Linked DNA regions of Homo sapiens: all the other regions are linked to region 2. The links are chromatin loops, found by intact Hi-C in ENCODE. Cell type or tissue: B cell. All regions are shown on one strand. Links, peaks and the distances in the headings refer to the core of each region. The heading gives the core; the rest is flanking DNA. Region 1 holds the start of SBDS (SBDS ribosome maturation factor). Region 2 has its middle 60 kb from the start of LINC02604. Region 3 has its middle 54 kb from the start of KCTD7. Region 4 overlaps LINC03006 (long intergenic non-protein coding RNA 3006).

What was found. A loop is a pair of places that touch in the nucleus more often than their neighbours do. Peaks named below come from ENCODE experiments on the same cell type or tissue, not always from the same donor. Only the 100,000 strongest peaks of a DNase experiment are listed, where the experiment ranks them.
Region 1: a loop joins it to region 2, with 31 times the contacts of the local background. A loop is called at or near these places in 35 of 110 quality-filtered maps.
Region 3: a loop joins it to region 2, with 8 times the contacts of the local background. A loop is called at or near these places in 12 of 110 quality-filtered maps.
Region 4: a loop joins it to region 2, with 8 times the contacts of the local background. A loop is called at or near these places in 3 of 110 quality-filtered maps.

What each region holds. Positions count from the first base shown.
Region 1 is chr7:66,990,130-66,997,102 of GRCh38, forward strand. SBDS (SBDS ribosome maturation factor) reads right to left here and starts at 5,457. Exons shown (of 5, transcript NM_016038.4): 1 at 5,161-5,457; 2 at 4,083-4,212; 3 at 3,088-3,288; 4 at 1,008-1,172. The coding sequence starts at 5,288. It overlaps TYW1 (tRNA-yW synthesizing protein 1 homolog), which reads left to right and starts at 6,704. Exons shown (of 16, transcript NM_018264.4): 1 at 6,704-6,853. The coding sequence starts at 6,850. RefSeq lists an enhancer at 4,841-4,890 and a silencer at 6,455-6,574. In B cell, for the core only: CTCF peaks have their summits at 4,779 (motif pointing right) and 4,985; DNase peaks (open chromatin) are centred at 4,852, 5,512 and 6,572; H3K4me3 peaks cover 2,511 bases; H3K27ac peaks cover 2,073 bases.
Region 2 is chr7:66,840,265-66,847,549 of GRCh38, forward strand. It overlaps the pseudogene GTF2IRD1P1 and the pseudogene GTF2IP23. Among named protein-coding and RNA genes, the nearest start is that of LINC02604, 60 kb to the right of the region's middle. RefSeq lists enhancers at 4,191-4,691, 4,506-4,625, 4,692-5,193 and a silencer at 4,216-4,325. In B cell, for the core only: a CTCF peak has its summit at 4,437; a DNase peak (open chromatin) is centred at 4,697; H3K4me3 peaks cover 1,983 bases; H3K27ac peaks cover 2,417 bases.
Region 3 is chr7:66,678,741-66,686,025 of GRCh38, forward strand. It overlaps a transcript of RABGEF1 not described here. Among named protein-coding and RNA genes, the nearest start is that of KCTD7, 54 kb to the left of the region's middle. RefSeq lists an enhancer at 3,212-3,951 and a silencer at 3,220-3,469. In B cell, for the core only: no CTCF peak of the experiment used is centred there; DNase peaks (open chromatin) are centred at 1,301 and 3,321; H3K4me3 peaks cover 2,437 bases; H3K27ac peaks cover 3,381 bases.
Region 4 is chr7:65,747,915-65,755,199 of GRCh38, forward strand. The region is part of intron 2 of LINC03006 (long intergenic non-protein coding RNA 3006); the gene reads right to left. It also overlaps the pseudogene CCT6P1. Among named protein-coding and RNA genes, the nearest start is that of SNORA22, 4.0 kb to the right of the region's middle. RefSeq lists enhancers at 2,563-2,672, 2,703-2,972, 3,333-3,402 and a silencer at 2,993-3,212. In B cell, for the core only: no CTCF peak of the experiment used is centred there; a DNase peak (open chromatin) is centred at 3,087; H3K4me3 peaks cover 2,090 bases; H3K27ac peaks cover 1,369 bases.

The DNA of each region.
Region 1 (6,973 bases), core at 1,974-6,973, 150 kb after region 2:
CTGCCTCAGCCTCCCGAGTAGCTGGGATTACAGGCATGTGCCACCACGCCAGACTATTTTGTATTTTTAGTAGAGACAGGGTTTCTCCATGTTGGTCAGACTGGTCTCGAACTCCCGACCTCAGGTGATCCACCTGCCTTGGCCTCCCAAAGTGCTGGGATTACAGGCATGAGCCACCGCGCCCAGCCAGGATTCAATCTTTTGGAACTGTGATTTTCAAGATATTAGAAGTTCAGGCTTTGGACTTTAGAGATTTTGATTTTTTTATGATTTCAACATTGGGATTGTGGCATTTGGGATTGTCTTTTAGGATTATGATCAGCACTGGAGTAAAGCATGCAATTGAGCTATCTCTGAAAACTCAATGTAAATTTCCATAGTGTGCTTTGTACTAATTTTTGCAAAATTTTTAAGGTAATTGGAATTATCAATCTTCCACTAAAATAGCAATTTTTAAGTGGCTTATTTTAAATAGTTGCTAAATTTGCTAAAATCATGTATCTAAAACACTACGCATAATATATGACAAAAATAAATGCTGGGAAAAAAATAAAAGGATTTGTGGTAAACAAGGCTGACCAACCTTTAGTCTTAAGAAAATATCTGGCTGGGCGCGGTGGCTCACGCCTGTAATCCCTGCACTTTGGGAGGCTGAGGCAGGTGGATCATGAGGTCAGGAGATCAAGACCGTCCTGGCTAACACGGTGAAACTCCGTCTCTACTAAAAAATACGAAAAATTAGCCAGGCTTGGTGGCGGGTGCCTGTAGTCCCAGCTACACAGGAGGCTGAGGCAGGAGAATGGCGTGTACCCGGGAGGCGGAGCTTGCAGTGAGCTGAGATAGCACCACTGCACTCCAGCCTGGGCAACAGAGCGAGACTCCATCTCAAAAAAAAAAAAGAAAAGAAAATATCTGACGTTTACAACATCTAAATGTTTGCTACAAATTTATTACTAGAGAATACAATATTTAGGTAACATGAAGCAAAGAAAATATTTGACTCTTACGATTTCTAACTGTTGGCCATAATCTTCACTTTCTATGACCTTGATCAGTGGCTTGAGCTTTTCTTTCAGCTTCTTGCCTTCATTGACTGGAAGGATGAACCGAAGCCTCATGTGAGCACGTTCTATCTTCATTTTCTCTTTTAACTGCTTTATCACTTCCAAAGCCTACCAAGACAAAATCGAGAATGCAATTTCTTCTACTATATTATTTCATAAGGTTTTCAAAAACAAAGTAGTTTCCATGTAGTTGGATTAGGTAATGGTTTCTTAGGTATAACATTAAGAACATAAGTGACCGTTAAAAAAAAAATAGAAAAATTGGACTTATCAAGAAGAAAAGCTTTTGTGTTTCAAAAAACTATGAAGAAAGTGAAGGCCAGGTGTGGTGGCTCACGCCTGTAATTCCAGCACTTTGGGAGGCCGAGGCGGGTGCATCACAAGGTCAGGAATTCGAGACCAGCCTGGCCAACATGGTGAAACCCCGTCTCCACTAAAAATACAAAAAAAGAAAAATTAGCCGGGTGTGGTAGTGCACGCCTGTAATCCCAGCTACTCAAGAGGCTGAGGCAGGAGAATTGCTTGAATCCGGGAGGCAGAGTTTGCAAAAAGAGGGCGGGGGGGGTGGGCAAAGAACCTGAACAGAGATTTCTCAAAAGAAGACAGACGAGGCACCAATAAGCACATGGAAATATGCTCAAATCATCATTAAGGAAATGCAAATCAAAACCACGACAAGATACCACCAGGATGGCCATCATCAAAAAGGCAGACAATGACAAGTATTACTGAGGATGTGGAGAAACTGAACTCTTAAACACTGATGGTGGTAAAGTAAAATGGTGCAGCTGTTTTAGAAATAGGTTTGGTAGTCACCAGGTATACAGAAATGAAAACATATGTCTACACAGAAACATACAAGAAATTTTATAGCAGCATTGCTCATCATAGCTCAAAAGTGAAAGCAACCCAATGTCTATCAACTGATAGATGAATGAACAAAATGTGTTTCTTTCCGTACAGTGGGCTATTATTCCGGCATAAAAAAGAAATGACATGCTGATGCAGGTTACAACATGTATGAACCATGAAAAGGCCACATATTGTATGATTCCATTTATATGAAATGTCCAGAATTGAGAAGTCCATAACGAGAGGAGATTAGTGGTTGGGAGGGGCCTGTGGGGGGAAAATGGGGGATGGCTACTAATGGATACTGACTTTCTTTTTGTGGTGATGAAAATGTTCTCGAACCAGGTAGCAGGGAAGGTTCCAAAACTTTGTTAATATACCACTTAAAGTGTACATACTTTATGAGTGTGAAATTTATGGTATGTGAATTATATATAAATTAAAAAATTCAAAAAGAAGTGTTAAAATGACCCTTTAAAAACTCAAGTTTTGTCTTTAAAAGTTTGATTTGGATAGGAAGAAGAAAGTCCTATATACATATTTGTGTTTACTTGAAAAAAAAAAATTACCTATCTTTACAACCCCGTCCTTTTCCTCCATCTCTTCCCCAAACCTCTACCCACTTGCTTCCATGCAGACCCATTTTTTTAAATTTAATTTTTTATATTAAAAAATTTAGAGGTAGGGTACGGTAGCTGATGCCTGTAATCCCAGCACTTTGGGAGGCCAAGGCGGACGGATCACCTAGGGTCAGGAGTTCAAGACCAGCCTGGCCAACATGGTGAAACCTCAACTCTACTAAAAATACAAAATTAGCTGAGTGTGGTGGCACGTGCCTATAATCCCAGCTACTCAGGAGGCTGAGGCAGGAGACTTGCTTGAACGCGGGAGGTGGAGATTGTAGTGAGCCGAGATCATACTACTGCACTCCAGCCTGGGCAATAGAGTAAGACTCTGTCTCAAAAAAAAAAAAAAAAAATTTAGAGATGGGGCGTCCCTATGTTTCCCAGGCTGTTTCCAGGCCTCAAGCAATCCTCCCATCTTGGCTCCCAAAGTGCTAGGATTACAGGCATGAACCATTGTGCCTGGCCCCAGACCCATTATTTTAATGATTTCTTCAGAGAAAACTGATTTCCATGGCTATATTTTGATGACATGAGAAACCACTCACCTGCTGTTTTGTACTCTTGTTGGTTTTCACCGAATAGTGGATGTCCTTCATGGCTCTCTCAATAAGGATCACGGTGTATGGTCTCTTTGTTTCAGGATTCACACATTTGTCTGCCACAATAGTTGCAATGTCCCTAAACATCTGCTCCAGTTGTGTGTGTCTTTCTTTATCTGATACTTGAACTTCTCCTTTAGTCAAAATCTAAAAAAATGCCAACACATTTAAGAAATCACTATCTTTCTCTATCACACACTATTTATTAACTAACCATAAAAAATGAGTAACTGGATGGAGAGAAAATTAAATTTCATCCTCTCCAGCTATCAATATGTAAGTAATGGTTTGAGCTTTGCCCAAAAGATGCAAGAATCTTTTGGCTGGGCTCAGTGGCTCACATCTGTAATCCCAGCACTTTGGGTGGCTAAGGCGGGCATATCACCCAAGGTCAGGAGTTTGAGACCAACCTGGCCAACATGGTGAAACCCCATCTCTACTAAAAATCCAAAAATTAGCCAGGCAGGGTGGTGGGCACCTGTAATCCCAGCTACCCTGGAAGCTGAGGCAAGAGAATCGCTTGAATCCAGGAGGCAGAGGTTGCAGTGAGCTGAGTGCAGTGAAGTGCACTGCACTCCAGCCTGGGCAACAGAGCAAGACTCTGTCCCCCCACCCAAAAAAAAAAGGATCTGAAAGATGAAATACTTGAAAACAAATTCAGTTTTCAGGTATACCACATTCTATAAATGGGGCAATTTATAGAAAAATGAGGTAATTTAGTAGAAAATCTGATTTCAGGAGGTTTTGGCAAAAAAAAAAAAAAAAAAACCACAAAAAACAAACAAAACCACCAAGTTCTTTATTATTAGAAGTGACACTGTGCAGTTCACATTATTGCTTGGTTAGTCTTTCCTCCAGAAAAACAGCCTTTAATGTTTAATATATCTACAAATACGTTATAAATGGTTATTAGGGTTAGCTATGCTGCAGCTGTTACCCACCTGCTTACAGATTTCAGTTTGGTCATCTGTTCCAAACGCACTGATGAGATCTTCCTTTTTGGCAACCTGACCTTTAGAAACATTTACAAACACTGAGTGGGTCTGCAGAACTTCATCGAGGTCTTTTTCCCTTGTGAGGGCAGGAGAGAAAGTCCTATGTGAATATACTTGAAACTTGGACATGCATTTACATTTAAATACGAGATGGCAACAACATGAACGGCAAGACACAACAAATCCCCCTGATGACCTTTAGTGTAGAGGGCAGTTTTCTTTTTCTTACCCCCCAACCCCCGCCCCTAGATGGAATTTCACTGTTTTTGCCCAGGCTGGAGTGCAATGGCGCGATCTCGGGTCACTGTAACCTCAGCCTCCCGGGTTCAAGTGATTCTCCCGCCTCAGCCTCCTGAGTAACTGGGATTACAGGCATGCGCCACCACACCCGGCTAACTTTGTATTTTTAGTAGAGATGGGGTTTCATGTTGGCCAGGCTGGCCTCGAACTCCTGGCCTCAAGTGAACTGCCCGCATCGGCCTGAGGGAACATTTTCAAAACTCAGAACCGTATTTGCCTTACCATTTGCTCACTGGAGAAAAATGTCATGGGAGGACGTAAGAAACACAAGGGTGGGGTGGGGTGCAGACAGCTGCTGCCACGGAATGCCAGTCCCTAGATGGCAGCAGTGAAGACACTACGCACTTTAAACTGCTAGGGCTACTGAGATCTATGACACCAGATGTACCCACAACTATGACAGTATTCGTAAGACTAGGTTCTCAGCCATCATTATTCTAGGAAAAGGACCACAATTACGAGATTTCTTGGCTGCAGCTTTTATGACACCAACAAAACAAAACCCCAAACCAACAACCCAATCCGAACCAACCAAATAAAGAAGAAACCCTTGGCTTAGGCGCCAAGCTCGGACAGCGACGTCTCATGCTCACAGCAGGAATGTTCCATTTCCTCCCCGGCCAACACCCCAGCCTGGCCCATTCACTCGACTTGGGCAGAGACAGGCCGCCTCGGAGGTGACGGCTCAGGCCCAGGCCCAGGCCCGAGGGAGGGGGCTACTCACACGCCGCTCCGCCAGCCGACGACCTTGTTTTTGTAGCAGGCGATTTCGAAGCGCTTCCCGGCACGCTTCATCCGTACCACGGCCACATTGGTTAGGCGGATCTGGTTGGTGGGGGTGAAGATCGACATCGCGGCTGTTCAAAGACCCAGAAGCCGGCGAACCAGGGCTGACCCGCGCCGTCCAGCCTGAAGGCCACCAGCGCCTCGCGGTAACGACCGATCGGCGCGCGGCACTGACCCAACCACCAGTGCGCGGCGCCGCGACTCACTAGCTTCAGGCAGCCGTCACAGTGTGTCTGGCAGGCTTACTTACTGCGCAGGCGTCAGGTGGAGCAGAAGCCGGGAGGGGAAAAGTGAGCGATGACGCCTGCGTATTGTGGCTTTTTACGCCATCTTTCCACGCCCAAAAAGGGAGGTGCTTTTCCTTGGCGTATTTACTTTCGCCAATGAGCTGAGAGCTCTGACAGGATGCTCGCGGATGTTTAGTGACCGGGTTAAAACACAGCGTTGGCACCACCTCGTTCCGCGGAATTCAAGGGCCAGACCCACTTTATAATATAAATATTTTTTATAATAGAATTATTTTATAATAAATATTTTTATTTACTCACCCTTTTATAATAGAAATATTTTAACATAAAATGTAGACAAAAAAGTGTAATGAACCTTCTATGTACCCATCACCCCGCTATCAACATTTTGCCATCCTTGTTTTATTCTTTTTTCATTTTTTTGTTGCTTTTTTATTTACAGTTTTTTTTTTAAGTCAGTCTCACTCTGTCACCCAGGCTGGAGTGCAGTGGCAGGGTCATGGCCCCACTGCAGCTTCGACCTCCTGGGTTCGAGCGATCTTCCAGCGTTAGCTTCCCAAGTAGCTGGGACTACAGGTGTGAGCGGCCACGCCAAGCTAATTTAATTAAATAAATAATTAAAAAAAATTTTTTGTACAGACGAGGTCTCACTATGTTGCTCAGGCTGGTCTCGAACTCCTGGGCTCAAGCGATCCTCCCGCTTCGGCTTCCCAAGTGCTGGGATTACAGGTTTGAGTCACAGCGCCCGGCCGGTTGGGGGTATTTTAAAGAAACCATCATATGGTTTCAGCATTAAATACTTCAGCCTATAGCCCTTAACAGATACACGCGACGAGATTAACTACAATTCCTTAATATCATCTAATAGCGAGTCCATCCTCGGGTTTCCCAAAAATAATGCCTTTCTACAGTCGGTTTATTTCAGTTAAGATCCAAACAGGCCCACATAGCATTTCCCCCGCTCCCCGCTCCTTTCCTCTTTTAATTTTCCCATGCCAATCATTTCTCTCTGGGCCCGCCTTTTCCCAGTCTGAGCCAATCCAAATGGAGGCGGAAGCGCTCCGCCTTCATCGCCTGGAACTCTGGGAGGTGCTTATTTCTGGGCACGCCCCCTTTCCCCTCTGAGCCAATCGGAGCAGGGCCGAGAGCGCACCGGGCACTGGCTTCCTTTCCCGGAGCTCTGGGCTTTCCTCTGGGCCCACCTCTTCGTCCTCTGAACCAATCAGGACCGGCCTGGCAGTGTCATGGCTGCCCACAGGTCTGCAGGCACTCGGTACGCCGCTAACGCGGCGAGGTAGCTCGGTGCGTCTCGCGGTACCAGTGCGAATCATCGGGCTATCCAGGTCCGAGATCCTAGTCTCCTGTCGGCTCTGAGGAGGATGGGTAAGGGCACTCGGCGGGCAAGGACCCTGGGGCGGCAGGGGAGGTAAACGTTTTACTGAGACCCTCTCCGGGCGGAGTGGCGTCCTCGGTCCCTTTCCTTCGGAGACTGTTGCACTTGAC
Region 2 (7,285 bases), core at 1,320-6,319:
CTTGTGGGGGACTGAGACCTGCAGGGCCTGGAAAGTGTTAAGAATCTGGGGAGGGGGCTGGGGAATGAAGGTGGCAGGAACCCTGGGACAGATGATTTGGTTAATTCCCACCCACCCAGGGAGCTGCAGGGAGAGGCCTGATATGATGTGGGGATTCTGGGATAAACAGCCCACCTCTGCCCCTAAGAGGTCAGAACACATGCTTGGGGGGTGTTGGTGGATGGTAACCAAGCTGACTGCTGGGGGCAAGGTCTGGTGGGCACTCGGGACAGGCATCGAACCTGGTGTTGGTATGTGTTTACGCATGTAAGTGTATATATATATGCATTCATGTTTTTTTGTGTGTGTGTGGCACAATCTTGGCTCAATGCAACCTCTGCTCCGGGGTTCAAGCGATTCTCCTGCCTCAACCTCCTGAGTGGCTGGGACTGCAGGCATATGCCACCATACCCGGCTAATTATTTTTGTATTTTTAGTAGAGACGGGCTTTCGTCATGTTGGCCAGGTTGGTTTCAAACTCCTGACCTCAGGTGATCTGCGTGCCTCAGCCTCCCAAAGTGTTGGGATTACAGGCGTGAGCCATCGTGCCTGGCCACGTTTGTATTTTTGAGACAAGGTCTTAATCTGTTGTCCAGGCTGGAGTGCAGTGGTGCGATCATAGCTCACTGCAGCCTTGACCTCCCAGGCTCAAGCAATCCTCCCACCTCAGCCTCCTGAGTAGCTGGGACCACAGGTACCAGCCACCATGCCCAGCTAACTTTTTATGTTTTGTATAGACAAGGGTCTCACTATGTTGCCCAGGCTGGTCTCAAACTCCAGGGGTCAAGAGATCCACCCACCTCACCTTCCCAAAGTGCTGGGATTACAGGAATGAGCCACCAAGCCCAGCCTCGTGTGGGCGTGTATTTATTTTGAGACAGAGTCTCGCTCTGTCACCCACCCAGGCTGTAGTGCAGTGGCACAATCTCAGCTCACTGCAACCTCTGCCTCCTGGGTTCAAGCGATTCTCCTGCCTCAGCCTCCCGAGTAGCTGGGATTACAGGTGCCTGCCACCACGCCCAGCTAATTTTTTGTATTTTTAGTAGAGACGGTGTTTCACCATGTTGGTCAGGCTGGTCTCAAACTCCTGAACTCAGGTGATCCACCCACCTCAGACTCCCAAAGGGCTGGGATTACAGGTATAAGCCACTGCACCTGGCCTTTATTTTCATTTAATGAGAACCTCAGCCAGGCGCAGTGGCTCAGCCCTGTTATCCCAGCCTTTTGGGAGGCCAAGGCAGGAGGATCACTTGAGGCCAGGAGTTCAAGACCAATCTGAACAACATAGTGAGACCTTGGTCTCTGTTAAAAAAAAAAAAAAAATAGAGACGACCTCATTGAGGGCATACAGGAAATAAAACTAAGATATATTTTGGCTTTGTAAATCAGTGTTTTCACATACGGAATCGGCTGAACCTGGTAGGTGGAGGTTGGAGCGAAGTTGTGCTACTGCACTCCAGCCTGGGCAACAGGGTGAGATTCCGTCTCAAAAAAACAAACAAAAAAAATCCAGGTGAGAACACAGGACAATTTGTTTAAAATAGTCATCACATGAGTTAGCACATAGAAAAAAACATACAAAGGGTAGATACTAGGAATACTAGTGGTTGCCTGAGGAAGATGTGATTGCAGCTTTCCTTCATGTGTTACATAGTTTTTGGTATGTTTTGTTTTAAGAGACAGGGTCTTGCTCTGTTGCCCAGTGCAGTGGTGCAATCACAGCCCACTGCAGCCTCAACCTCTTGGGCTCAAGCAATTCTCCCGAATAGCTGGGACTACAGGTATATACCACCAAATCCAGTTAATTGTTTTATTTTTTGTAGAGATGGGGTCTTGCTATGCTGCCCAGGCTGGTTGTAAACTCCTGGGATCAAGCGATCCACCTGCCTCAGTCTCCTCAGTAGCTGGAACTAGAGGCGTGCACCACCACGGCTGGCTACTTTTTAAAATTTTTTGTAGAGAAAGGGTTTCGCCATGTTGCCCAAGCTGGTCTCGAATTCCTGGGCTCGAGTGATCCTCCCACATTGGCCTCCCAAAGTGCTAGGATTACAGACATGAGCCACTGCACCTGCTCCATGTGTTACACAGTTCTCTATCATTTAACTGTTTCATATCATACATGTGTAAACAGAAAAAGCACACACATGCAAAATCCTCTAATGTTTGCATTTTCTGTAGAGATGGAGTCTCACTATGTTGCCCAGGCTGATCTTAAACTGCTGGACTCAAGTGATCTGCCCACCTCGGCCTCCCAAAGTGTTGGGATTACAGGTATGAGCCACTGTGCCTGGCCCTAAGTATTTATTTTAAGCCACTAGGTCTGGAGTAATTTGTTACATAGCAGCAGATAAATAATACACATATTTTCTATAGTGATCACATTTATAATTCAAATTGAGTTTAAAAGGCTGGGAGCAGTGGCTCATGCCTGTAATCCTAGCACTTTAGGAGCTGTGTCATCTTTGGAAAGGTACTTGAACTCTCTGTGCCTTAGAATCCGTTTTCTAAAATGTGGGCGGGGCACAGTGGCTCATGCCTGTAATCCCAGCACTTTGGGAGGCCGAGTCGGGTGGATCATCTGAGGTCAGGAGTTCAAGACCAGCCTGGTCAACAAAGTGAAACCTGGTCTCTAGTAAAAACACAAAAATTAGCTGGGTGTGGTAGTGGGCACCTGTAATCCCAGCTACTGGGGAGGCTGAGGTTGGAGAATTGCTTGAACCCAGGAGGCAGAGGTTGCAGTGAGCCATGATCACGCCACTGCACTCCAGCCTGGATGACAGAGCAAGAATCTGTCTCGAAAACAAACAACAAAAAAGTGGATAGCAGCATCTACCTGGAAGAATTGTTGTGGGATCAACAGTGCAGAGAATCTAGCAAGTATAAAAGAAAAAAAAGTATCAGGACCCTCTATAAATTTATCATGCCAAGAGGGAAGTTACACCCTGACCGAGTCACATAGCATGTTTGTAACTTCTGCTTCTTAAATTATAATTTATTCCTTCCTTATTATTTTCATTCTGCAAATGACTATGAGAGACCAGAGACTAGTCGTCCTCTCCTTACAATCACTTATCTTTGTTACAGATTAACTGCCTCCTTTATTGTTCTGTACCTAACTCACACCAGATGGCACAAAAGACCCCATGACTTACATCTTCAGTGTAGAAGGTAAAATACACCTTTCCCGGAAAAAAGACCACCTCGTCTGGGTGCAGTCGCTCATGCCTGTAATCCCAGTACTTTGGGAGGCCGAAGTGAGAGGACTGCTTATGCCCAGGAATTTGAGACTGGCCTGGGCAATGTGGTGAAACCCTGTCTCTACAAAAAATACAAAAATTAGTCAGGTGTGTTGGTGCACGCCTGTAGTCCCAGCTCCTAGGGATGCCCAGGTGGGAGGATCGCTTGAGCCAGGGAGGCTGAGGCTGTAATGAGTTGCGATTGCACTACTGCACTCCAGCCTGGGTGACAGAGTGAAAGAAAGACCACCTGGACCAATCAGATTGTTTTAACTATGTATTAAGCCTTAAACGGAGAGATGCTGAAATTCTGCTAAGCTTCCCTAAACTTTGTCTATGCAAGTGATCCCAAACTTCTAAGCCTTGGAACACTGTCTTCCACTCTTGGGTATCTGTGCTTCCCAGGTGGCCCTCCTTAAACTCTGCATGAATAAACTCCCTTTAGATTCTGACCCTGTTGATTATTTGAGGTTGACACACTGTGCAATATACATCAGAATACCAATTTTTTTTTTTTTTAGACGGAGTCTCTCTCTCTGTCGCCCAGGCTGGAGTGCAGTGGCGCGATCTCGCCTCACTGCAACCTCCGCCTCCCGGGTTCAAGCAATTCTCTGCCTCTGCCTCAGTCTCCCAAGTAGCTGGTATTACAGGTGCCCGCTACCACGCCAGGCTAATTTTTGTATTTTTGGTAGAGACGGGGTTTCACCATGCTAGCCAGGATGGTCTTGAATTCCTGACCTCGTGATCCACCCGCCTCGGCCTCCCAAAGTGCTGGATTACAGGCGTGAACCACTGCGCCCGGCCCGATCGCTTATATTTTTAAAAAGATGTTTTCTGCGTTTCCTAGCCCCTTGTACCCCCGCTACAAAGTTCCAAAGGCTTTAATGTTGTTGCAACGGCCATCAGCTGTCAAGATGGGGGGTTCAGCTCCCTAAAGCGGGGCAGCCTCAGAGGGAGCCGAGCCTGCCCAGGATGAGCGGCGCCGGGCGGCGGGGGACGCTGCGGGGTCCCCGGTCCCTGGCTGGAGGAGGTGTTGGGGGGCGCACGTACCCAGCCTCAGGTGAGGCGAGTGTGCGGCAACGGCTGCAGCCGGAGCTAGCCGGCTTGCAGTGGCCATTAAGGAGCTTCTGCCCGACCTTCTGTTTGTGCCCGCCAGGCGACAACCGCTTGGTGTGCAGCGCCTGCTCGCTCAGCGTCAGGCCCTTGCTGCGCCCTACGCTGCAGGCTGGGAAGTCGCGCCGGTAGTAGTAGCACAGGCAGTGGGAAAGCTCCTCCTTGTAGCTTACTGGTGTTGGCCGCCGGGTCGGAGCCTGCGAACACTGACCGGCCGGCTGTGGCCACGCGTCTGCGCATGCGCGCTTCTGGACGACCCGGCAGCCGCTCCTCGAGTTCCGATTGGTTCCACATGAGGGGCGTGGCTCTCTGTCGTCACTGGGGAGCGCCTTCGCTGACGTCACAGGCGCGGGCCCTCGGCGACGCAATAGCGCCAGGCCTTCCGCGTCGTCAGAGTGACGGTACAGTGCCTGGAGCTGGGCTGTTTTGTCTTCAGAGTGGTGCCTGGTAACCGCGACTTCCCCGCCATGTTCTGTGTGTTGCTGGCTGGAGAAGGGTGGTTGACAAACTCTGACCCAGCACGGTGTTTCTGTGGGTCAAAACTAGAAAACTATATCCGGGCGCCGAGGTGAAAGGATCCCTTCAGGCCAGGAGTTAAAGAGCAGCCTAGGCAACGTGGCGCGACCCCATCTCTGTAGTCCCACCTCAGCTTCCCAGATACTTGAACCCCAAAGTTCAAGGCTGCAGTGAGCTATGATCCCATCACAGCACTCCAGCCTGCGAGACTGAGGTAAACCCTGTCTAAAAAAGTAAAAAAACTATCCAAGTGTGCAACAGGGAGGGACTGCTTAAAGAAAACAGAATTGTATGTTCAAATACTTTTAACAAGTGCAAAATGTATAGGCTGAAATAAATAGAGCTGGCCGAGCGCGTTTGCTCACGCCTGTAATGCCAACATTTTCGGTGCCCTAGGCAGGCCATCACTTGAAGTCAGGAACTCGAGGCCAGCCTGGCCAACATGGTGAAACCCCATGTCTACTAAAAATATAAAAATTAGGCCGGGCACCTTGCATCGTTTCAGGGGGCTGACACCTCCCTAAGGGCCCGGTAATTGAATCCCTCGGATTTGAGAGTGAGAAACCTTGGCTCAGTTCTTCCCAGGGGGATCAGCCCAGGGGTAAGCGAGGAGAGGCCAGAAAGCAGGACCCATGAGAAGGACCCCCTCCTGGAGTTTGAGGCCCATTCCTTCCTGCCCCTGCGTCTCCTCTTTCCAGGACTCCTCCCTGCTCTGCCGCACTCCTGGGGCCATGGCCATGGGGGGCTGCATTTGGGTACAGGCCCCAGCGGCAACCCTGGGCCCAAAATGGGCGGGCTCACCTGGAGGGGATCAGAGTAACATGGCAAGAAGCAGGAAAAGCCGCGCTGGAACCGCACCTCTCTGCCCCCTGATGTCAGTGGGTGCACTCTTCCCTCACCTCACTCAGGCAGCGGCATGAGTTCCATGGGAGCACTGTCCTGCTCCCTCTGCTGCCTCTTTTTAGTCTTGGGGCTACCATAACACTTTCCCTTCCCCAGCCCTGCCAACCTGGTGGCACATTGGGCTTCCCTCTTACACGGTCCTGGGGACAGGCCCGTCTTGTATCATACCTGCAGCGAGACCCTTTTTTTCTCCAGGGCCTGGGGAGCAGCCAGGCTTCCTGAGCCAAATACAGATCTGAACCATACCAAGCTGGGATTGGGGTACACACTCTCCTCCTCTGAAAACTAGCTAGGGGTTCGAACTTGGTGAGAGGGAGAGTGTGACAGAGCCAGACCAGACAAGGACTGATCACCTGGAAAAACCTGCCATCAAAGACCTTGACGAGTGCTGGGTGCGGTGGCTCACGCCTGTAATCCCAGCACTTTGGGAGGCTGAGAGAGGTGGATCACTTGAGGCCAGGAGTTCAAGTCCAGCCTGGGCAACATGGCAAAACCATTATCTCTACTAAAAAAATTAGCTAGGTATGCTACGCTCCTATAATCCCTGCTATTCGGGAGGCTGAGGCAGGAGAATCGTTTGAACTGGAGAGGTAGAGGTTGAAGTGAGCCAAGATCGTGGCACTGTACTCCAGCCTGGGAGACAGAGTGAAACTGTGTCTCAAAAAAAAGAAAAAAGAAAATGGCTTTGGCAGAGGGGCTGGCCTGGCAGTGCCTTACCTTGGGTTTCTCCTGGGTAGGCCTCTGCCATGAGGAGGCACTTCCTTCTGCCTGTCCATGGCCCACAGCAAAGGAATGTCTGCTTCTGGGGGTTGGGTGGGGGACTGCTGGCAGAACTGGAAACCTTCTTCAGGTGGGTTTTTTTTTTTTTTTTTTTTTTGAGACGGAGTCTCACTCTGTCACCCAGGCTGGAGGGCAGTGGCACAATCTCAGCTCACTGCAACCTTCACCCCCTCCCCGCCCCCCTGCCGTGTTTAAGTGATTCCCATGTCTCAGCTTCCTGAGTAGCTGAGATTGCAGGCATGCGCCACCACACCTGTCTAATTTTTGTAGAGACGGGGTTTCACCATGTTGGCCAGGCTGGTCTGGAACTCCTGATCTGAAGTGATCTGCCCACCTCGGCTTCCCAAAGTGCTGGGATTACAGGCGTGAGCCACTGCGCCTGGCCCCTTCAGGTGGGTATTGAGGCTTCACTACAATACTAGTTCCCCGTTGCTGCCGCAATAAATTACCACACACTTAGTGGCTTAAAACAGCACAGAGGTATTCCTTTACATTTCTGAAGGCCAGAATTCTAAAGTCAGTCCCACTGAGTCAACGTGGGAGCAGGGTCAGTGCCTTCCCAGGCTCTGCGGGAGAATCTGTTTCCTGGCCCTGGAGGCGGCCTGTACTCCTCAGCTTGTGCTGCCCTTCTCGAATGACTCGCGTTTCCTGCTTTCATCACTACACCTCCCACCGCTCTCCATCACCTGCTCTGCTCT
Region 3 (7,285 bases), core at 872-5,871, 160 kb before region 2:
AGGCAGTCCTCCCACAGGGAAACTCAGACATTGTAATAACTGCTGGCAAGCATGGACAAAGGAAATTCATAAACACACCTAGATTAACAGTCATTTTAATACTGAGGTAGTCAGTGTTTTCACAGAATTACAGGTAAAGATGGTAACCACGTTTTCATTCCTGAGTTAAACAAGAAAGTACTCACGTGGCATGATAAAGAATCCCTCCTCTAAACCAATAACCAACATCAAAATTAGCAGTGGAATCATAAAGTCATGTGTGATAGATGTTTCCATTAATGTCCCAGTAAGTCAGACTTTCCAGCATCCGTGCTCTTGCTAGTTCCCTCCCATATTGACGTTGGTTTGGCTTTTGCTTTGCCTTTTGACCTCTTCTACATCCCCTCATTCACTCTGCTACTGCTAAACAGGTTAGCGGTGTCAGAAGGGTCTTCCCTCTATCTGTTCGGTGCCTGGAACATTCTTGCCCAGATATTTGCATAGGAGCACAGCTGGCTCCCTCATCTTTTATTCAGGTCACCTCACGAGGCCACTCCTGTCTATTTTAAAGCTGCAAGCTTCTTGGTTGCAGTTTTTTTTTCTTTTTGAGACAGGGTCTTGCTCTGTCACCCAGGCTGGAGTGCAGTGGCATGATCACGGCTCACTGCAGCCTCAACCCCCCAGGCTCATGTGATCCTACCACTTTGGCCTCCAGAGTAGCTGGGACTACAGGTATAGGCCACCACGCCTGGCTAATGTTTGTATTTTTAGTAGAGGTGGGGTTTCACCACCAGAGGTGGGGTTGCCCAGGCTGGTCTCAAACTCCTGACCTCAGGTGATCAGCCCGCCTCGGCCTCCCAAAGTGCTGGGATTACAGGTGTGAGCCACCACACCCAGCCAGTCCTCTTTGTCTTAACCTTCACAAGGAAACTTTGAAATGATACCCACTTTTTGTTACTGCTTTCCTCAGGCCTTTTCTGTCTTTAAAACCAACCTCTTCTGCTCAGCTTATTGAACGCTCATTGTGGGGCCAGGGGCCTAAACTCATGCCTGTAATCCCAGCACTTTGGGAGGCCAGGGTTGGCAGATTGCTTGAGTCCAGGACTTCGAGACCAGCCAGGGCGACATGGCAAAACCTTGTCTCTACAAAAAAAACTAGCTCTACCCCAAAAACTAGCTGAGTGTGGTGGCACACACCTACCATCCCAGCTACTGGGGAGGCTGAGGCAAAAGGATCACTTTAGCCAGGGAGTTGGAGGCAGGAGTGTGCTGAGATTGCAATACTGTGCTCCAGCCTGGGCAACAGTGAGACCATATCTCAAAAAAAGAGGAAACACTCATTCTGTTTCACAGAATGGTTTAGAGAATGGTGTGTTGCCTGATTCTATGATCACAAGTCAGTTAAGATCTTTAAAGTAAATATTATTGTCTTTTGGTAATAGCAATTATCACCATGTAATGTACTACTTTAAATTTATTGTTTATTGGCTCCTCCACCTCCTCAGCACAGGTACTTTGTGTTTGTTTTCTCATTTTTTTTTTTTGAGACAGAGTTTCGCTCTTGTTGCCCAAGCTGGAGTGCAATGTCGTGATCTCGGCTCACTGCAACCTGTTTCCTGGGTTCAAGTGATTCTCCTGCCTCAACCTCCCAAGTAGCTGGGATTACAGGCATGTGCCACCACGCCCAGCTAATTTTGTATTTTTAGTAGAGACAGGGTTTCTCTCTGTTGGTTCTGCTGGTCTCTAACTACTGACCTCAGGTGATCCGCCCGCCTCTGCCTCCCAAAGTGCTGGGATTACAGGCGTGAGCCACCGCACCCAGCCATACTTTTGTTTTATACTCTGTTGTACCCTCAGCCTAGCACACATTAGGCACCTAGGAAGAATTTGAGAAACGAATCAATTAATCTCCACTTTACCAATAATGAGCAAGAACAGAAATTAGGGCCGGGCGCGGTGGCTCACGCCTGTAATCCCAGCATTTTGGGAGACCAAGGCAGGTGGATGATTTGAGGTCAGGAGTACTAGACTAGACTGGCCAATATGATGAAACCCTGTCTCTAGTAAAAATACAAAAATTAGCCGGGTGCGGAGGCTCACACCTGTAATCCTAGCACTTTGGAAGGCCAAGGCGGGCGGATCACTTGAGGTCACGATTCCAAACCAGCCTGGCCAACATGGTGAAACCCCGTCTCGACTAAAAATACGAAAAAATTAGCTGGGCATGGTGGCGGGCGCCTATAATTCCGGCTACTCGAGAGGCTGAGGTGGGAGAATCGCTTGAACCTAGGAGGCGGAGTTTGCAGTGAGCCGAGATCACACCACTGCACTCCACTCTGGGTGACAGAGCGCGACTGTCTCAAAAAAGAAAAAAAGAAGACTGAAAAATTGGGCAACCTGTCCAAGAACACCACAGCGACAATTAGCAAAGCTGGGATTCCAACCCAGGTCTATCTAAGAGCCACAGCATTGTATTTTCTTTTCTTTCTTTCTGTGACTGCACCTTTCACCATAGATGGCATCCAGGACTCAGAGCAATCAGCATGTAGCTACTGTTTTTAATATTCCTTACATGGGAATCACATAAAGAAAGTAAACAGTATCCAATTTGTGACTCAACCATTCATACTTTGTGACACTGGTTAATTATTTCACTTCTGGGTCTCAGTTACGCTTTTTTTTTTTTTTTTTCTTTTTGAGACAGGGTCTCGCTCTGCTCTGTCACCCGGGCTGGAGTTCAGTGGAGGGATCTCTGCACCCTCAACTTCCTGGGCTATCAAGCGATCCTCCCACCTCAGCCTCCCCAGTAGTTGGGACCACAGGTGCCCGCCATCATGCCCGGCTGATTTGTAAAATTTCTTTTGTAGAGATGGGGGCTCTCCCTCTGTGGCCCAGGGTGGTCTCGAACTCCTGGCCTCAAGCGATCCTCCTGCCTGGGCCTCCTAAAGATTCAGCTGCTTTTGGATCAAACGATTGGCTTAAGACCCTTTAACTCGAACACCTGTCACATCCTAGGATCCGCGAAGGACTGAAACAGAGTTTCTGAAGCGTCCCTCGGCGCAGTGGCTCCGCTCCACCTCCCATTCGCGCTTCCACCGTGGCCTCGGCTCCAGGAGTCGCCGCGGTGCCGGCGTCGCCCTCCCGCTGCTGCGCATCGGGAGCCGGAAGTAGGGACTGAGCCACAGACTAGGAAACGTTGGTTTCTCCGGGGCTCCCCAGCGCCCCAGCTTTAGCGCGGAGGCTACCCTCTTCTATTTGCTCTTGGGCGTCAGAGCGGCACCCTACTCTGTGTAAGCCTTTGGATCCCGCTCGCACTTCCTCCCGTCATCAGCCAAAGGCCCCGGAAGTGATGTTTGCGCGCCGTGCGTTACGGGCGTGCGCTGGCGGTGCCGGGGGGGCGGGGCAAGCAGGGGGTGTGTGTGAGGCTGGAGCGGACTGGGGAACCCAGACCTGCCGAGCGACGTGGGCGAGCGGTGACCTGGACCACGGCGCAGACGCGGGCGAGCTGCGGCTCGGACGCCAGCGGACACGCGGGCGAGGTACGGAGTGGACGGACTGGGGCTAAGAGCTGCGCGGCGGGGCATCTTGGGCCGGGGGTGGCGGGGCTGTTGGTCCGTGACGTCCGCGCGGCCGGGACAGTTGCGCGTCGGTGCCTCCCGCTGTCCTTCTTCCCATATTCTGGCCCCGTCAGCGCCGCCTGCCCCGTTTCAGGCCGCCCTCGGTTCCCTTAATCCTCACAGTGCGCGGCCTCTCCGTCCAACGTGCTCGTTGCCGGCATCTCCAGCGCCCGGCCGTGCCCCGACGGCCTGACCTGGATCACTTCCTGGCCGCCTCCCTGTCCGGCGGCTCCCCTCGGTCCGGCTCCCACTTCCCCGTCCAGGATGCTGGCTCCGAAGCAACATCTGTGGTCGCGCGGGACCCATCCCAGGACCTCCCCGGAACGCGCCGGGATGGGACGCTCGGACCCAGACCACAGCCCCCGGCCGCGGCAGGGCGCCGGGATTTGATCCCGCGTCGCCCTGGGGGGACAGAAGCGTCCCGGAGTTGGGAGGGGATTTGAAGCCTATGGTCCTGACTTCCACCCCGTGGCTGAGGGCGAGGCTGCGGGGCCGGGGTTAGGAGCAGAAGTCCCTATTTCCGAACCGTCTGGGAGGAGAGCCGGGGGATGCCCATCACGGCAGTTTAGGGAGAGAGAGGGAAGGACTCTGCCGCTTTGGAGGCTAGGTCATAGGCAGCTGGCGGTGTCTCAGCGCGAGTGACCAATCCTTGTGGTTGGGAAATGTGTCGTGGGCGTCCGTGGGCTCGTTTTGCCTTTGAGATTAAATAGGAAATTTTCCCAGGACGAGTTTACCGGAGCACCTTGGGAGTTGGTTTTTGGCTTGGAGAGCTACTTTCCCCTCTCTAAATCTAAAACTGCTTTGTTTTTCCTTATTATTTTTTTCGAGATGGGATCTCACAATGTTACCCAGGCAGGTGTCAAACTCCTGGCCTTAAGCGATCCTCCCGCCTCGGCCTCCCAGAGTGCTGGGATTAGAGACGTGAGCCATTGCGCGGCTTTAACTGCTGTTAGTCTGTTCCTTAAAATTGTTGTACCAGGAAACTTGCCAGAGATGCAAGAAGATGTGATTATATTGTTAACATTTAATGATAAATAACATTTTGCTTTTAAGAGTTACTGATTCATATCCTCAAGATTAAGAAATGTTCAGGATATGAATATTTAATGACCTTTCCAATCAGTCAGTTTCTGCTCTCTAGAAGTTAGCCAGTTGAGGAGAAGGGACAGTCAAGATACTTTCAGAACAGTGTGGTAAGGAGTGTGAGCTAAGATGGAGCACCGAGGAAGGAGCCGGGCATTTAGGCCATGCTGTTGGGTGTGGAGCCTGGAAGGGATCGGGGAATACTTTCTGCATGTGTCTTGAAGAATGAGTAACATTCAGACTAACAGGGTGGAGTGAGGGAGAGGGGGGAACCAAAGGAGGGGAGGCCAGTAACTACAAGGAGGTGCTTATTTATTTATTTATTTATTTATTTATTGAGAGAGAGGGTCTCACTTTGTCACCCAGGCTGGAGTACAGTGACACGATCACGAGTCACTGAAGTCTCAACTGCCTGGGCTCAAGTGAACCTCCCACCTCAACCTCCCGAGTAGCTGAGACTGCAAATGGGTGCCGCCACACCCAGCTGATTTTTAAAGATTTTGTAAAGATGTTGTCTTGCTGCGTTGCCCACGCTGGTCTTGAATTCCTGGACTCAAGCCATTCTCCCGCCTCAAGTGTCCCAATGTGCTGAAATTACAGGCATCGGCTCCCGAGCCTGGAGGGTGGTTATTAAAGAGAAAAAGTACAGGACAGAGATACAGGAGCTTAGGCTTTAATCTGATGGTGACAGAACCAGGGAAGGGTTTTTAGCTGGGTCCTTATGTGGTTAAAATGGGTCTCCCTGGCTAGCTGCGGTGGCTTATGCCTGTAATCCCAGCACTTTGGGAGGCCGAGGCGGTTGGATCACGAGGTCAGGAGTTCAAGACCAGCCTGACCAACATGGTGAAACCCCGTCTCTACTAAAAACACAAAAATTAGATGGGCATGATGGCGCCTACCTGTAATCCTAGCTACTCAGGAGGCTGAGGCAGGAGAATTACTTGAACCCAGGAGGCGGAGGTTGTCTGAACCGAGGTTGCACCAGTGCACTCCAGCCTGGGCAACAGTGCAAGACTTCGTCTCAAACAAAACAAAACAAAACAAAACAAAAACAAGAAAAGGTCTCTATCTGTCGTCCAGGTTGGAATGCAATGGCAGGAACACAGCTAACTGCAACCTCTACCACCCAGGCTTAAGTGATTCTCTTGTCTCAGCCTCCCAAGTAGCTGGGAACACAGGCTTCCCACCTAGTAATTTAGCCTGATTGGCTAAATTTTTTGTTTGTTTGTTTTTGATACTGAGTCTCACTCTGTCAGCCAGGCTGGAGTGCAGTGGCCTGATCTTGGCTCACTGCAAGCTCCGCCTCCAGGGTTCATGCCATTCTCCTGCTTCAGTCTCCCGAGTAGCTGGGACTGCAGGCACCCGCCACCATGCCTGGCTAATTTTTTGTATTTTTAGTAGGGACGGGGGTTTCACCATGTTAGCCAGGATGGTCTCGATCTCCTGACCTCGTGGTCTGCCCGCTTCGGCCTTCCAAAGTGTTGGGATTACAGGCGTGAGCCACTGTATCTGGCCTAAATTTTTTTGTAGAGATGGAATCCCTATATGTTTCCCAGGGTGGTCTCCAACCCCTGGCCTCAAGTGATTCTCTAGCCTTGGACTCCCAAAGTGTTGGGATTACAAACATGAGCCACTGCACCCGGCCTTAAAATGGAATTTTATGTAGCTCTTACGTACAGGCTGCTATATAGCTGATAAGGACAAATGTTTTCAGTATAGTGCTGGATTATTTGCTTTTTTTTTTTTTTTTTTTTGAGATGGAGTCTTGCTCTGTCGCTGGGCTAGAGTGCAGTGGTTTGATCTTGGCCACTACAACCTCCACCTCCTGGGTTCAAGTGATTCGCCTGCCTCAGCCTTCTGAGTACCTGGGAATATAGGCACTCGCCACCATGCCCAGCTAATTACTTCTGTCTTGTATTTTAATCTTCTCTGCTCTTTAGATGTTTGAAGTGAGGCCAGGCATGTTGGCTCACGCCTGTAATCCCAGCACTTTCGGAGGCCAAGGTGGGAGAATCACTTGAGGCTAGGAGTTGGAGACCAGCCTGGGCAACATAGCAAGACTGCATCTCTACAAAAAAAAAGAAAAGATTCTTGAAGTGAATGTATACTCATTTCCTGGTTGTTTCTTTCTGTAAGGATGTCTGACCCAGCTAATTTGTAAACAGGAATTCTGCACTCATTTCTGTTTTTGCATTCTCAACCCCAGTTGGGCACACAAGTGTTTAATGAGTATTTAACTGATTTGATAAGAATAAATTCATTGATTTCTTTGATTTTTGTTGCTGGTTTTCAGTGAACAAAATGTTACCAGTACTTACTCATTGTGATGTCTACATATACAACTAAGATTCTGTTTACCTATGTCAGTCTCTGGCTAGAGACATAGAATTTCAGTCTTGACTGTGTGAGTTTAATTTCTGGCACGTGGGGTTTTATTGGCTGCAGAGCAAACATCTCTAGCAGAGATGACCTATCCCTCAAATGTAGGAAATACCTGTGTAAACCTAACACCTGTGACTCAGAATAGAAATGGTACCAAGTGGCTTCTTAGCCCATCAGTGAAGTTACCGCATTATAGGCCAGGTGCGGTGGCTCACGCCTGTAAT
Region 4 (7,285 bases), core at 737-5,736, 1.1 Mb before region 2:
AGTGCTGCGATTTTGGCTCACTGCAACCTCTGCCTACCGGGTTCAAGCAATTCTGCCTCAGCCACCTAAGTAGCTGGGATTACAGGTGTGCGCCACCACACCAGGCTTTTTTTTTTTTTTTTTTTGCTTTAAGTTCAGAGATACATGTGCAGAATATGCAGTTTTGTTACATAGGTATACACATGCCATGGTGATTTGCTGCACCCATCAACCCATCCTCTAGGTTTTAAACCCCGCTTGCATTAGGTATTTGTCCTAATGCTCTCCCTCCCCTTGATCCCCACCCCCTGACAGGCCCCAGTGTGTGATGTTCCCCTCCCAGTATAGACCCATAGGGAATGTTTCAAAAGTGAGAACTTCTTATACATGTTATTTAAAATGTTTTTCCCCCTATCAATAACTCCTATTTATGTATTTAATATACTTCCATTATGTCACCTTGGCAACAAGTCTCGCTCTTGTCGCCCAGGCTGGAGTGCAATGGCGTGATCTTGGCTCACTGCAACCTCCAACTCCCGGGCTCAAGTGATTCTCCTGCCTCAGCCTCCTGAGTAGCTGGGATTACAGGTGGCCGCCACCATGCCTGGCTAATTTTTGTATTTTCAGTAGAGACAGGTTTCACCACGTTGGCCAGGCTGGTCTGGAACTCCTGACCTCAGGTGACCCACCCACCTCAGCCTCCCAAAGTGCTGGGATTATAGGTGTGAACCACCATGCCCAGCTTTTTTTTTTTTTTTTTTTTTTTTTTTTTTTTTTTTGAGAAAGAGTCTCGCTCTGTCACCCAGGCTGGAGTGCAGAAACATGATCTTGGCTCACTGCAACCTCTGTCTCCAGAATTCAAACGATTCTCCTGCCTCAGCCTCCCAAGTAGCTGGGATTACAGGCGTGCGCCACCACACCCAGCTAACTTTTTATATTTTTGGTAGAGACGAGGTTTCACCATGTTGGCCAGGCTGGTCTTGAACTCCTGACCTCAAATCAAATCATCTGCCTGCCTCAGCCTCGCAAAGTGCTGGGATTACAGATGTGAGCCACTGGGCCCGGCCTTTTTTTTTTTTTTTTTGAGACACAGTCTAGCTCTGTCACCCAGGCTAGAGTGCAGTGGCATGATCTTGGCTCACTGCAACCTCTCCTTCCCAAGTTCATGCAATTCTCATGCCTCAGCCTCCGAGTAGCTTGGATCACAGATGCACACCACCATGCCAGGCTAATTTTTGTATTTTTACAGAGACAGTGTTTCACCTTGTTGGTCTTGCTAATGTTTGTATTTTTACAGAGACAGGGTTTCACCATGTTGGCCAGGATGATCTTGACCTCCTGACCTCAAGTGATCCGCCGGCCTTGGCCTCCCCAAGTGCTGGGATTACAAGTGTGGGCCACCACGACTGGTCTCCTCATAACATTTTTAACAGCAGTTATAATAAATCTGCATGCACACCATGTAATGCCTATGGAACTAATAACTAGTCTTCTATTGTGCAGTGCTTCTAGTCACATATATAGATGTTTTTGTGATTCTCAAATACACAAATCCTCCTAAAAGCATCATATACCGATATTCACTGCAGCCTGAATAGCAGATTGGGAACAACTTAAACATCAGTCAGTAGGTGACTGGTTAGTTGTATCATTCTTTTTGAGACAGGCTGCAGTGCAGTGGCAATATCATAGCTGACATAGCTGACTGCAACCTCCGCCTCCTAGATTCTGGCGATCCTCCCACCTCAGCCTCTCGAGTAGCTGGGACCATGGGCATGCACCACCACGCCCGGCTAATTTTTGTACTTTCTGTATAGATGGGGTCTCACTACATTGCCCAGGCTGGTCTTGAACTCCTAGGCACAAGTGATCCACCTGCCTCGGCCTCCCAAAGTGTCGGGATTACAGTCGTGAGCCACCGTGCCCCGGCTCCTAGTTGTGTAATTCTTACGAAGAACATCACGCAGCTGTTAATGAGGACTTCCCATTAGTCTTGATATGGCACACTCTCCAAGACATTTAAAGTATAACACACCCTACAGTGTGTATTAGGAATTGCCATTTGTGTGGGGAAATGATTATATTTACATATAAGTTTATAAATTCAGAAAGCATTCCGAAAATTCATCGAGTATCCGGGGTAACTGTGCTTGTCTCTAGTGTTGAACTAGTGGCGGGAGGAAGATTTAATTTCCACCACATGCCCTTTGGTGCCTTTTGAATTCAGAACAATTTCCGTTATCTATTAAAAATAAAATACTGGCCGGGCACGGTGGCTCATGCCTGTAATCCCAGCACTTTGGGAGGCCGAGACGGGAGGATCACTTGAGCTCAGCAGTATCACTTGAGCTCAGGAATTTGAGACCACCCTGGGCAACATGGTGAGGCCGTGTGTCTATAAAAAGAAAAAATGAAGTAAAATATCACGTGTAACTGAATCCCTGGAATTTGGCGGGCACCGGATACTGTAAACAATTGTGGAGCTCTTTGGAAATTTACCTTAAAAGGGAGTCCTCTCAAAGGCTGGACACCATCACTCTACAAGGGTGAGTTTTCAAATCTACCATAGAAGCCTAGGGCCTCAGCAGCATCCTGAGTCCTAATGACGGACAGGTTATGACTCAACTCCCATCGCACCAGTCCTGCAGCTTTCTAAAGGCATCCAGCACTTTCTACCTTGCATTCTATCTTCATCTTCGTTAGTCCTTACAGCACCGCATGATTCCGGCGGAGGGTGCTTATCAGACTAGCCTGTGTGTCCCCACGGCACCTACAGCACCGTCAAGCACAGGGTCCAGAAAGCTCCAATGAAAGTCGTGAAAGCAGCAAGGGAAGGAGACTGAGGAGCAAACCGCGCGAGTAGGGGCAGGAGGAGGCCCACCCTACGCCCTGTCCGGCGCGGGGCATAAGCCCTGCCTGCATCCTGAGATCCCGGGTCCGCAAACTTGGGCCCCACTGAGCAGCAACGCCAGAACCCAGAAGCACTTACTGCCAGGAACAGGGTACTCCAGTGCGCCATAGCGTCGCGGCCGCTGGGCGAGGGGTGGGACTGCAGGCACCGTGCAGCCGCGGACCAATGAGCGGGGGCCGGACAGCCCGTGGCCCAATAGCGGCGGCGCGGGCACGCTAGGGGCGGGCTGGGCGCGCCGACTTTTCCGGAAGATCCGGATAGTGCATCCCGGCCACGGCGCGCCTGCTCTGGGCTCTCCGCGTGCCGCGTCGCTTTCTTTTCTTCCTCTGGAGCAGTTATGGCGGCGGCGAAGACCCTGAACCCCAAGGCCAAGGTGGCCGGAGCGCAGGCGGCGCTGGCGTTCAACATTAGCGGGGCGCGGGGTCTGCAGGACGTGCTGAGGACCAACCTGGGGCCCAAAGGGACCATAAAGATGTAAGGTGGGGCTGGCGGGAGGGCTGGGTGGGCACCGCGCGCCGCTGCGCACCTGGCGGGCCCAAGACCGCAGATGGGAGCCCGCTGCCTCGGGGCTCCGCAGCCACCCTTCCTCGCGTCCTCCCGGGCCGGTCCTGTTCCCTGCTAAGCCCCACCGTTGCGTCCATTTCTTCCTGCGTCGATGCCGTCTCCATGGAGAAAAAAGCGGCTCTAGTGTGCGGCGTTCCCCGCCTTCTTGGGCTTCCAGACACCCTGAGGACTCTGCACAATCTCTGCGGGGACGGGGTGGGCACTACACTTGTCCTCCAGCCTGCGGGAGATAACTAGCTCCATATTCTCGGCTCCCTAAGATCGGGGAAAAGCCCGTTTTCTAATGGGACTTTTTAATTTAGTTTTCGTTGATAACTAGCTCCATATCCCTGGCTCCCTGAGATCTGGGAAAAGTCCTTTTTTGTTGTTTGTTTTGGTTTTTTGTTGTTTTTTTTTTTGAGACAGAGTCTCGCTCTGTCACCCAGGCTAGAGTGCAGTGGCGCGATCTCGGCTCACTGCAAGCTCCGCCTCCCGGGTTCATGTCTTTCTCCTGCCTCAGTCTCACGAGTAGCTGGGACTACAGGCGCCCGTCACCACGCCCAGCTTGCTTTATTTATTTATTTATTTATTTATTTTGTATTTTTAGTAGAGATGGGGTTTCACCGTGTTAGCCAGGATGGTCTCGATATCCTGACCTCGAGATCCACCCGCCTCGGCCTCCCAAAGTGCTGGGATTACAGGCGTGAGCCACCGCACCCGGCTGGAAAAGCCCATTTTCTAATGGGACTTTTTAATTTAGTTTTCGTTTTAATTTCGTTTTTGTCACAATTTGATTGATTTCTGTCCCTTAAACAGTCTTGTTTCTGGCGCTGGAGACATCAAGCTTACTAAAGACACAGGAGTTGACGATCAGCCCTGGCCAACATGGTGAAACTCAGTCTCTACTAAAAATACAAAAATTAGCCGGGCACGGTCCTGCACAGTGCGCTGCTTCACGAAATGGTGAGAGGTGCTCTGCTAGGTCAGAAATGTCTTGATTTTCCGTAGAACTTTTGCTTTGTAGAAAGATTTGCAATGTCCATTCTCAAGGTAGGAGAACATTCAGAAGTGACATGTAACAGTGACAGTAATAGTACTGACTGTGCCTGGAGTCTGACAGCCCTGTCTTTGAATCCCTGCTTTTTTGCCATTCACAGTCTGGGCTAAAGGACTGTAATTGTACATTAATTATAATAAAATTTGAAAAATTAAGGGTGGTTGACACAATCACATGGGCAAAATGCATGAGGATGGTTTTTCTCTTTATGGGTTTTTTTTTTTTTTTTTTTTAAGACAGAATCTCACTCTGTCGCCCAGCCTGGAGTCCAGTGGTTCACTGCAACCTCCGCCTCCTGGGTTCAAGTGATTCTCCTGTCTCAGCCTCCCAAGTAGCTGGGATTACAGGCTTGCTCCACCATGCCCAGCTAATTTTTGTATTTTTTGTAGAGATGGTATTTCACCATGTTGGCCAGGCCGGTCTTGAACTCATGACTTCAGGTGATCCGCCTGAGTCAGCCTCCCAAAGTGCTGGGATTACCAGGCGTGAGCCACAGCATCTGGCCGGTTTTTCTCTTTTTAAAACAGCAATTTCTCTGTTATGTCTCATCTCCATCTCCAACTGGAGGGGAGAGAAATCTCTTTGCTTTAACATTTTTAAAGTCTTAGGGATGGAGAATATGAGATTATTGAAGGGAGTATGCGTTTTACTCATCCCTAAATTCCCAAAACTTAACAGTTCAAATCCAAGAAAGGGAAATGATTTCCTGCTGATTTGAGTTCAGAATAATCAGGGTTTTGCTAGTAGTATACCATGCTATCAACATCCAGATGAAATATCTTTAATAAAGACTTGCTAATCTAGGAGGTGTTTTTGTTTTTACTGGGTTCAGTGGTGGCTCGTGTTAGCAGAAAAGTGGAGCCACGGTTAAACTTGACGTCAGAATTGTTTTGGGGCCGGGTGCAGTGGCTCATTCTTGTAATCTCAGCACTTTGGAAGGCCGAGGTAGGTGGATCACTTGAGGCCAGGAGTTCACGATCAGCCCTGGCCAACATGGTGAAACTCCGTCTCTACTGAAAATACAAAAATTAGCCAGGCATGGTTCTGTACGCCTGTAGTCCCAGCTACTCCAGAGGCTGAGGCAGGAGAATCGATTGCTTGAACCTGGGAGGCTGAGGTTTCAGTGAGCCAAGATTGTGCCACTGCACTCTCCAGCCTAGGTGACAGAGTGAGACTGTCACCAAAAAAAAAAAAAAATTTATTTGGGTTTTAGTGTGTGAGAAATACAGCATAAGTAGAGAGAAGCACGTAGAACATTTACAATTTAGGAAATAATTATAAAGTGGACACACACAACCACTATTGTAGTTAAGAAATAAATTGTTGCTACCACCTCAGAAGTCCCCTCCCACTGGAACTTCTCTCCAATCTCCAGAAGTCTGTTTTTCAGTTTTCTTTGAAAAAATTACAAACCTACGAAAATAATGATTATATTGTGTGTGCCCTTTACCTAGATTCACCAATTGTTTACATGTTGCTCCATTTCTTTTCTATTTTTCCTCTGAATCATTTGAAGGTAAGCTGCAGACATGTCATTTTACCTTTAAAATACAATTTTTTTCCGCTTTTTTTTTTTTTTAAGAGATAGGATTTTGCCATGTAGCCCAGGCTGGTTTCGAATTCCTGAGTTCAAGGGATCCATCTGCTGTGGCCTCCCAAAGTGCTGGGATTACAGGCATGAGCTAACGCACCTGACCTTTCCTTTTAAATTACTTGGCCATTGCAGAGTAACAGTGGAGGCTGCTGAGCTTTCATTTTAGGAGATACCTGGCTTATTCTCGTAGAGCCCTACACTTGCCTAAAGAGGCAAGGATGTAAAATTATCCGTTACTGTTAACTGTTAGCTGTCATCTTGCGTAAACTTTCACTGAGCCTCAAGCTTCCTCATCTGTAAAGTAGAGATAACCTGGGAAATAAATTACACATGAAAATGTTTCCATCATTATAATTGCATGCGCATGATAGCAAATTGTGACTTTTTAATCTTAGTAATTTGTAGCCAAACACTTGGGTAGCTTTTTCAAGTAGATAGTACTTAAAGAGGCCCTTCATGCATTTTATTTGTGGTATTTTTAGACTGTTTCATATTGTTTTAAGTGATTCGTTCTTTTTCTACTTTCAGCAAATTCAACACCCAACAGCTTCCTTAATAGCAAAGGTAGCAACAGCCCAGGATGATATAACTGGTGATGGTACGACTTCCAATGTCCTAATCATTGGAGAGCTGCTGAAACAGGCAGATCTCTACATTTCTGAAGTATGCACAACTTTTTTTTGTTTTGTTTTTTTGAGATGGGATTTCACTCTTGTTGCCCAGGCTGGGGTGCAATGGCATCTCGGCTCACTGCAACGTCTGTCTCCTGGGTTCAAGCAATTCCCAGCCTCAGCCTCCTCAGTAGCTAGGATTACAGGCATGCGCCACCACGCCCGGCTAATTTTGTATTTGTCGCAGAGACGGGGTTTCTCCACGTTGGTCAGGCTGGTCTCCAACTCCTGACCTCAGGTGATCCACCCATCTTGGCCTCCCAAAGTGCTAGGATTAAAGGCGTGAGCCACCGCGCCCGGCACACAACTCTTGTTTCTGTAATATATTATTGTATATAGGACGTGTCAGATACTTATTTATACAAATTGATGTGTTAATACTAGCGGAGGCCATACAGTAGGATTAGGGGGCTTAAATCTGGGTCTTTGTCTTGGTCTAAAACAAATTTGTTGTGAGCTTGGACAGGTTATGGAACCTTTTTTGGCCTGAAAATAATTTTGTAATCAAGTTGAATTGCCTATGTGATTTG